Linked DNA regions of Homo sapiens: region 1 is linked to region 2. A link is an interaction called in ENCODE POLR2A ChIA-PET data of the cell type or tissue named here. Cell type or tissue: GM12878. All regions are shown on one strand. Region 1 overlaps WIPF1 (WAS/WASL interacting protein family member 1). Region 2 has its middle 37 kb from the start of WIPF1.

What was found. Peaks named below come from ENCODE experiments on the same cell type or tissue, not always from the same donor. Only the 100,000 strongest peaks of a DNase experiment are listed, where the experiment ranks them.
Region 1: POLR2A ChIA-PET joins it to region 2 with 6 read pairs; 6 of 35 experiments call an interaction of 5 or more read pairs at or near these places.

The regions. Positions count from the first base shown.
Region 1 is chr2:174,566,606-174,571,605 of GRCh38, forward strand. WIPF1 (WAS/WASL interacting protein family member 1) reads right to left here. Exons shown (of 8, transcript NM_001375834.1): 6 at 1,256-1,468; 7 at 465-578. Among named protein-coding and RNA genes, the nearest start is that of WIPF1-AS1, 6.1 kb to the right of the region's middle. In GM12878, no CTCF peak of the experiment used is centred here; no DNase peak of the experiment used is centred here; H3K27ac peaks cover 188 bases.
Region 2 is chr2:174,632,522-174,637,521 of GRCh38, forward strand. It overlaps a transcript of WIPF1 not described here. Among named protein-coding and RNA genes, the nearest start is that of WIPF1, 37 kb to the left of the region's middle. RefSeq lists enhancers at 385-524, 2,218-2,267, 2,278-2,367. In GM12878, a CTCF peak has its summit at 2,485; a DNase peak (open chromatin) is centred at 2,119; H3K4me3 peaks cover 2,963 bases; H3K27ac peaks cover 3,699 bases.

The DNA of each region.
Region 1 (5,000 bases), 66 kb before region 2:
GTGGAGAGATTATGGATATATTTACATTTTCATGTAATGCTCTGTAAAGCTATGATTACAATACGTTTAAAAGATCAAGGCAGTTAAAGGGAGTTTTTGTTATAATTAATCAGACATTATGCCAATTTCAAAACTAGAAGGAATAGAAGATGGCTCTACTTGTGCTGTCTCAGGAAGATGAAAACAGAGGAAGACGTCCAAAGAAGTAAAATAATAAAATTTAATACTAGCAAACCACGGTATTTTGAGCTTGTAATGACACATTAAAATAACTGTTTCTCATATGCATTCTGGGCATCTGCAATTTCCTCACTGCCTGTGGAAGGGGAATTTACTAGAATGTAGATGGCTCCAAAGGGTTCTCTACCCCACTCCAGGCAAGAAGCCTGGACTTTCTATATAGCCCGAGTGTCACTCAGGCTACTCAAGCGTGAATCTTCAAAAACCTTGGCAGAAATACTCACTCCGGCTTTCGTTTCTTGCCAGTTTGCTGGGATAACTTTTGGTCGTTTGTACATATGGCTCTGGAGGTGGCAAATCGGAAATCGGATGGAAGTAGAATCTGCTTTCCCACTCATCTGGGAAGAGAAACAAGCAGTATCTTCAGTGACAGACAATGTGCTATGAAGACTTACGTAACGAAAGGCACAGAATGAAAGAGAGAGAGAACCACAGACATCAGTGCTAGTTTTTATGCCTAGAAGTTTACAGAAAAGCTGGAAGTGCTACAAAGGTCACGAATTAGTACACTGACATATATACAGGCCTGCAAATCAAAGCAAAGTGGTTTTAGTGAGAGTGATTAGGATCCAGCCAGTCCCTCTTAGGAGCTGGGGGCTAAGGTATGGGACACCTTTTTCCCCATTGATAACAATGGCAGAGATAGGCAACTTAGTATCTGCAGGCCGTCAGGCCTCTTACCTACAGTGAACTGTTTAGAAATGTACATAATAAGAAGCTATAAAAAGATTCTTTTCAGAATCCTGGAATCTCTGGAAAGTTAACTAAAATGAGACCCAAACAAAGAACAGATCAGGGAAAAATGATCCGCCTTTTTGGGAAGTGGGGAAGGGGGATTACTATTTTTAATTTGAAATCATGGTGGGCCTTAGAATGGTTAGATAGTTAGATCAGTGCAATGGAGTGTGATAATGATGGAACAAGAAATTAAACGCAAACAAGCAAACCACATATACAAACAGATTTACCATTTAGTTGCTGCCCTATAGCCCAGGGAGCTGGGACCACACCTCACCTTCACATGGAGAGTCTTGGAAGCCATTTCTAATAGATGTTGATGGTGGAGGTGGGGGAGGTGCCCCAGCACTGGGCCTATCAGGAGGAAGGGGAGGCCTGGGTCCACTCCTGGGACTGTCTACTCCACTCCTGGATGGCAACTGAGGGGTAGCAGGCAGGGCCCGAGATGTGCTGCCGTTTCTGCTTACTGGAGGAGGTGGTGGGAGGGGGCCTGGAGCAAAAAAAGACACTTAGTGCAGAACCTTACATCCACATTCCATTACCGTGGTCACCATTGGTGTACAGCTGATGAGGACTTGCTGGACACATGCCCTTTAATTAGGGTGATTTTCTAGGATATTTGGCTGAGAAATGAGTAAACACACAGAAACACAAAAATTGCACATGTGTACACATGTATATGCAAAACAAGTGCATACTGATAGCTAAATGGGTGTTTTGGCTTTGAATTAGCACTCAGATTGGAGATGGCACAGTGAAATTGAAAACAGGTGAAAATCTGTTTACACGGACAACCGTATATTTAAAAAAACATTTTATAATCCTTTAAAGAGCTATTGAACTAATTACTGTGACATGATGAAAGAATTTTTTTAAAAAGAATAAGATAGTTATGAAATTATTTTAGGTCTTCAGAAGAACAAAGTTCTTTAAATGCATAGTTTTGTTGTTAATTACAGAAGCATGTTTCTGTGATGTATATGATCTGTTTCCAGGCAGAAGTGGCATCAGGAAACCAAATACCAGTCATCCTGAGAGCAGTAAGAGTTTCTTCTTGGTTCTTCCTCTTTGGGGAGGCAGATAAACACAGGGAGTGACAAACAGCTAATCAACATCCATGGCTATAAATGCTAATGTGAATCTTGACCCTGAGCAAGCTGGTACCCTATGGAACTTGGTTTCCTAGCTGTAAAAGAGTGCCAGATGGTCACCTGTCTCACAGCACTGCTGCCAGGAAAAACTAGTGAAAATGCAAATAAAAAATACTATGTAAGTACTTGAAACCATTTTTTAAAAAAATGTAGCAGTATGGTATAACCATAAGTTTTTAAGTTTCTAAGAAAAATTCAAGGAAATTTTTTTGATAATACAAAAGAAAACCATCTTGCTTTTCCTATCCTCCAAATGCAGGGGCTATTTGAGTAGTAAGTAAATTAAAAAAAACAAAACCAAAAACTTGAGCATTTTCCAATGTAAATCAAAATGGCCTTAGTAATTATGCCTGCTCTTCAGCAGTGTGTTCCGCTTGTAAGATGCTGACATTTTATGTGAATACAATGTCTTAAGGTGCTATAAATAAATATCTTATTAGCTATAGATTCAGAATCCAATTAGGAACCTTAAACTGAACAACCTGCCCACTGCAGATATCCCTGACAGAAAGTCTTGGCTCCAACATTTTACAGAGGTGGGAGGCACTGCCCAGCCCTGATTGGTCTCTCAAGGAGTCTTCAGTGCCTCACCTGGGAGTGGTTATTTATTACCCTATCTGCTTGTCATTGCTGGAGTCCCAGGCAGCAAGAGTTGATTTACTGAGGAAAAGTGTCTCATTTGCTGTGGTTTTAACTTCATTGGTGATACCACCACACAACTGTCACTACATGCAAACTCAACTTCCAATATTATGGGGCCCTGTACTACGTAACTTCATCTCATTTTCTTTTTAAAGTAAATGGTCATGTTCATGTTCCTAACTCTCCAACCTTGTGGCACCCTGCTCCAAATCCTGGCAGGCACAATAGAAAAGAAAACAGATTTCTATTTCCCACTGGCAGAATAACAGAAATGATCATTTATTGAATATAACTATATGCCAGGAAATAAGATAACCACTATACATGCTTGTCTCATTTAATTCTTATAACAACTCTGAGAGGTACAGGGATAGGAGACAAGGCCTCAGAGGTTTTGGAAGCTTGAAAAGCTCATCAGAAGACTGAGTGGAGGAGCCAGGATCTGACTCCAAATCTATTAGATTCCAAGGCCCACTCCCCATAACACTGAAGCCAAACAACTCAGAATACACAGGGCCTTTGATGAACTCTCATACGCTCCTTGTGGGAATGTAAATTGGTAGGAAATTCCTGGAAGGCAATTTGGCAGTACCTATTGAAATCCATAGTTTACTATGCACACTCACTGACCCAGATATTCCACTTATAGGAATTAATCCAAAGGAAATACAGAGATGTGTACACATATTTTGCTACAAAAATATATCACTGCATTATCTGCAACAGGAAAAATCTAGAGATGGCCCATATGACCAAGTGAGGGGATTGGTTAAATAAATCAAGGTACATTTGTAGGATTTAATATTAGGTAGCTGTTACAAGTCAGGCTGTAGAATAATCATATCAGCAAACATTAATGAGATACTGTTAAATAAAAAGCAAATTAGCAAACAATATATGTAGTGGGATACCAAGTTTGTAAAAACATGCATTTTAAAAAGACTGAAAGGACACATTAAAAGAATGTTATCAATGATTATTTCTGGATAGTGGTGGTAGAAGGATTAATTTTAATTTTCTTTATATTTTTCAGTATTTCTATAATAAACAAGTATGACTTACGTAATCAAAAGAAATAATAAATGTTATATGTCAATGCCTGTCATATTTTGGGGAAGATTTAATCTGCTGACTCATCCATTTGGTAGGGCCATGGCACAATGGTTTCAAGGTGTGGTTCTCACATTCTGCTGCACACTATAATCACCAGGGAGCTTTTAAATATCCTGATTCCCAGTCTGCACCCCAGACCAATTATGCCAGAGACTCCGGGAAGGGACCCAGGCATTGGTGGTTTTTAAAGCTCCGCAGATGATTCCAGTACGTGAGCAAGTTTAAAGAATGGTGATTATGAGGTTCCTGAGGTCACAGGGTCAAAGGTCTCTTATCTCTGCGTAAAGGAAAAAAATGCCCCATTTCCAGACATAATAAGGTCTGTACGATGAGATTCAATTTTAAAAGTGGGTGGTTCTACTGAGTTCATCCATAACCACTATAAAACGCATCAAGTGAGCATATTCTACTAAAAATGCCTATTATAATTCGGAGAGGGCAAACTCTAGGCAATCCTCACATTTCCTTTCATACTCTGAAAGTTTGTCCCTCAGATCAAGGTTTCTCAACTGTGGATGGGGGCATTGGAAGGGTCTCAGATGGGCTTCAGCAGGCTCTTCAAGCCATGTGACAGCAGGCAAATTTTGAGTTTATGCCTGAGTATTTTTGTAAAGATAGTCTATACCTTTATTTGATTCTCCAAGGGATTTATGTACCAGAGATTACAAAGAGCAAAATGGACTTTTTAAACATTAGTCTTTAATGAATAGGGAAATGGCCTCAAAGCCTGGCGAATGAAGAGAGAAGTACAGGAGAAGTTCATTAGCTCTTGAAGAACTTCCCCTCTTGTTGGAATAACAGAGCCCTCCTGCGGGAGGTGGGGACTTATTTTCCCAATTAAGACCGCCGAAATTCTCTCTAGGGAGGCAGGGTAGTGGACTGGCAAGTACACTTCAGAGATGGAAGATGAAAGTTCTTGCCTCTTCTTTATTAACTAGCTCGTGACCATTTAACTTTATTAGCTACTCAGTGTCCTCATCTCTAAAACACCAACAGAAATATTGGTCCCACTTTCCCCCGGGGTTTACACGAGGTCACGATCACACGTGTCGTGTGCCACTTAAAAGCACAAAGCAGTCTGAGTTTACTTATGCCTGCTTTTGTTAGACTATCTTG
Region 2 (5,000 bases):
CAACACGGTGAAACCCCGTATCTACTAAAAATACAATATTAGCCACGTGTGGTGATGCATGCCTGTAATCCCAGCTGCTTGGGAGGCTGAGGCAGGAGAATTGCTTGAACTCAGAAGGCAGGGGTTGCAGTGAGCCGAGACGGTGCCACTGCACTTCAACCTAGGCGACAAGAGCAAAACTCCATCTCAAAAAAAAAAAAAAAAAAAAAAAAAAAGACATCAGGCCCATCTGGAAAGTATTCTAACAAAATAAAAAGATAAAAAGTCCCTTTCTACTGTGAGCAGCAGATTTGCAGAATATAAAACTTCTGAAACAGCAAGGCTGTATAGCCAACTAACAAAGCAAAACAAAACTGAAAGAAGAGCTCCTTCGAGGGATGTCCAGCCACTGCTAAGTTGTAAGCCTCTTCCTGGGGCTCAAGGGCAGTACCAGGTACAAGAGGCCTTCCTACTGCAGTTCCCAAGTGCGTGTCTCCTACAGGCATTTGTGCAAAGGGCTCCAACCAGTGATAAATCCAATCTTCCCTCCATCCCTCCAAACCTGATAACAATGTGGGCTGGCTCTGTCAGAGCTAGCACGGGGTTTCTGAAACCACTAGGGCTGATATGTCCAGCTTAGAATCTTCTCTTATTCTCTGTCAGCTTTGTCTCCATTTTCTTGTACAACTTGGTGGTAAAATATGAAAAAAATGTGGCAATTGGAGGACAGAATCAACCATGATTTTTCTCTTTCATCACTGTTCTAGTTATTTGGCATTACTAGGATATAAACAAGTTGAGTCCACGAGCCCCTCACCCCTTCGTTGTTTATCATACAGACACATTTTACAACACTTTGGGCTAGAATGAAGACATGAAACAGGAAGTTCCTGATCTTGCTCTCCTCTCCTCCTTATCCTCCCTGTCTCAGTTAACACAATAACACAGTCAAAGATGCCGTCTAGTATGTTTCCCAAAAACACCCAGAAAGAGTTCAGCAGCCTCTCTGGCTAACCTGTCCTAGAGCTGCACAGCAGTCCAATAATGTAGGAACTTCCTTCTCTTAACTTGGATTTGAGACGTTTTCTTTTTCCACATACAGGTCTGAAAGCAGCAGGCCACTGCGTAATTAAACTGTCCCTCATTGGCCTCAGGAAGAATAATCTTGGGCCCTTTCTATGTTTCTGGACGGCTGCTTCCCAACCCTCTAGCCGTCTTTCTGGCTCTTTTGCAGACTCTTCTCTAGGAAGCACAAGGCTGAAGACATAAAGCTCTGGCAACCGTCACACCTCACGGCCTCTTCACGGCCTGCTGGGCTTTGCTCTGGGCTGTGCCTGCTCCTTAAACTCTGGTGCCGGGAAAAGGATTTCCTCGTCTCATATTCAAGCTGTCCCTACTGCTGCTTCTCTACTCCTGTTTTGTGTTAGTAAAAGAAGGAAGGAAAGAAAAGGGGGAAGGAGGACAGTAGAAAAAATAAAAAAAGGAAACTTAAGAATTTATAATGACATACTATTTTAACATGAAATACAAGCCAAAAGATGAGTTTTATGAGATGAAAACCCCACAAAACAACAAACTTTTGCATATAACCTCGCAAGCACGTTTTTATGCACAGTATTTCTGTATTTTCTAACACCCTTTGAATGCCCCACAGATGTCTGCAAACACAGGCTGATCTGTCCCGTTTCACATTTACATTAACAGGTAAAAATGACAAGAGGCCTAGCTGAATTCCACGAAATAAGTTATTTAAAGAACATCCGAAGTTTTGTTCTTTCAGAAGCAGAGAAGTTCTAAACAGGGAAGCAAGAGATTCTGAGAATTTCATTTTCACCATAATGGCTCAGCGTTTGTTCCTCTAACAACGTGCAGTTAACAGCTGTGCGCTGGCTCTTACATTCAAAGCCAAAAAGCAAGTTCTTCACATTAAAGAAATCGTTAAAGACAGTTCAAGGAAAGAGAATTAGGTATTTTAGAGTGGCTACGAAAAGTTTTCCAGGGGGCAAAAAGCACTAACCTGTATTGTTTTAATCTGCTGAAAACAACCAACTTCTCGAGTTCCCCTGCTGTCTTCTAGCCAGTTTCCTGTAAATGTTGCATGTGACATTATACTTCCTCACTGCACCTTCTTTGACTCGCCTCCCTAACCGGTCAGAGGCATGTGATAAGATCAATTTGCTGCTTGCTTCACATGGGGGTAACCCTGTGTCTGCAGAAATGATTGTCTCCCCCAGCTTCTTTCAGGTGTTCCCAGGACACAGGTAAAGAGGAGATAAGCCAGGGGGAAGTCATGCCTGGACTCCAGGCACTCCTGACTCCAAAGGAACCTGAAGGGGGAAGGGAGAGACAGTCTTGAGCCCCAGGGTCACCTATCTTGAGACTGGAGTTCAGCAGCTGAGAAGGGGCAGAGCGCTCACAGAGGAGCCTGGGGCTTGGGTGCTCTGCTGTCATTAGGACAGCCCCTGGGACTGCCACCCTCAGGGCAGCTGAGGAAGGGCCCTCGACAGTGCTGCACCCAGGATGTCCCCACACTCCTCTCTGGAGGGCACCAACATCAAGGGAACACACTCAGGCCTTGGTTCATATTTCTGGATCCTGCAGCAACCATGGCTACACACCCTGAATTTCCTGGGACTCTCTCAAGTTCACATGTGGTCATGCTGTCAGACAGTGTGCCCCAATTGTTGGTTCGGAAAACAAAACCACTGTATTCTCAGCCTTCCAGGGCTAAATAACTGGGAGACATTTCCCTCCTGCTGACCTCCAAAATATGCCAGCATTTTGGTTTCCCTTGAAAGGGCTGGGCATCATCTTCCTCCAGGATGGTGCTGGGTTCCTGGCAGCGTGTGAGTCCTGGCCATGGGGGCTCTGATGGTGGCCTGACAAGAGCACCAGAAGAGTGCCGGCTGTGACCCTCTCTGCCCTGTACAGCTAGAGAGGCTGGAGGAGAGCTGGAGCAGGGACTAAGCAACAAGCCCAAGGGCACCATATCTAGCTTTCTTGTTCTACTCACTGGTGCCTTCTGTTTGTTTTTTTTTTTTTTTTTTTTTTTTTGTGATTCTCTCAGCCATCAGGAGGGTCCAAACATACTGGAATTTGTGGATATAGGAAGTGGTGGTGTGTGGGAGTCAAATGATCTCCTGGACCAAGGGGAATATTCCACAATTTATAAGACTTGACTCTGCAAAAACCCCAAAGTTGCTTCTATTTGGCTACCCTGGCATGATTATTTTTAAAAAAATGCTTTTAAATGGATTTTTTTGTTTGTTTTTTAGAAAGGTAACTGTAGACATATTCCAAGTCTTGAAAATATTACCCTATAATTCCCCGATGAAGTTTTCCATGGGAGAATACCGAGTAAGGAAACCAGTCCTGGGACTCAGAACTGTGGACAACAGTAAAACCCTGAAGTCTCACCACATGATTGCACTTCTGGCTTTGAAAACACACATAACTGTTTTTACCATTTTGACAGTTGATGGCTGGTTTTCTGATTGAAATGACATTTAGATTAGACAGTTGAGTCAAAATGGCTGTCCAAGCTATAGTAGACATGGCATTAACTTTAACATAGGAATAATGGTACAATTTTGCCATCTTGGAGTCAGAAATTGTAAGAACTTTGGAAAAACAAAATACTACATAGATGAAAAATGATGATGACTCAATTTGAATGTATTTAGAAGTCTCACATTCTGGGTTAAGCTGCCAGTTCCATTTTTCAACTAAGCAGCTGCATATGTTCTGCTTAAGCCGTGTTCTGTGTGGAATTTTTAAAGGCCTTAATAAAATGCTTTATAATTTTCCATGAAAATCCCTAACCTGGCTTTCTGTCCATGATTTTTTTTTTCTGGTTAGGCATTTAAAAATTTTAATATACTTTATATTTCAGAACAGTTACAGATTTACAGAAAAACTGAGAAGACAGTACAGAGTTCCCATAAATCCTACGCCCAGTCTCCCCTATTATTAACTTCTTAAATTTAGTATGATACATAAGTACCAATTAATAAACCAATAGTGATACATAATTATTAACTAAAGTCCACAGTTTATTCAGATGTCCTTAGTTCTTACCTGCTGTCCTTTATCTGTTCCAGGAGCCCATCCAGGACTCCACATTACATTTAGTCGTCGTGTTTCTTACGCTCCACTTGGCTGTGATGGTTTCTCAGGCTTTCCTTGTTTTTGACAACCATAACAGTTTTGAGAAATACTGGTCTGGTATTTTGTAGAATGTACCACAATTGGGCACACAAATGGGTGTTTTTCTCTTGGTAAGACTGGGGTTATGGGTTATTTGGAGGAGGATCACACAGATAAAGTGCCATTTTAGTCACATCGTATCAGATATATGTACTATCTACATGATTTAATACTGCTGGTGTTGCCCTTGATCACCTGGCTGAGGCAGTGCATGTCAGTTTTCTCCACTGTAAAGTTGCTCCCTGCTTCTCCCCACCTTTCCATATCATACTCTTTCGAAGAAAGTCCTTCAGGGTAGAGTGTCTATATAAATTATTTGGAATCCTTCTGCATGGAAGATGTCTCTTCTACATATTTATTAATGTATTCAATCATTTATTTATACCAGTATGGCTGAATGGATATTTATTTTATGCCTTGCATTTTAATTCAACAGTACTTTATTCTGTTGCTCAAATTGTTCCAGCTTCGGCCACTGGGAGCTCTTACCATTGGTTTCTGTGCTCCTTTGACATACTCCTATCAATTTTTTTTTTCTTTTTTGTTTTTAAGTACTTCCTCACTTTCCAGCACTACAAGATGCTCCAGGCTCACCATGTATAGTACCTCCCCAACTGTTTATGATTTTGGTTTCTTTTTTTGTTTTGTTTTGACAAAAGAATACAAAAATAAACTGATGGGCCTAAGAAATGTGTCTTCAATTTTAATTAGTTCTGCTCATATGTATTAATAAAAAATTTTGTTTAATTACATTCATAAAATTAGTCCTACCTACCTGGCCTCTACCAGCTGCAAAACACCATAATTCCAGTGGC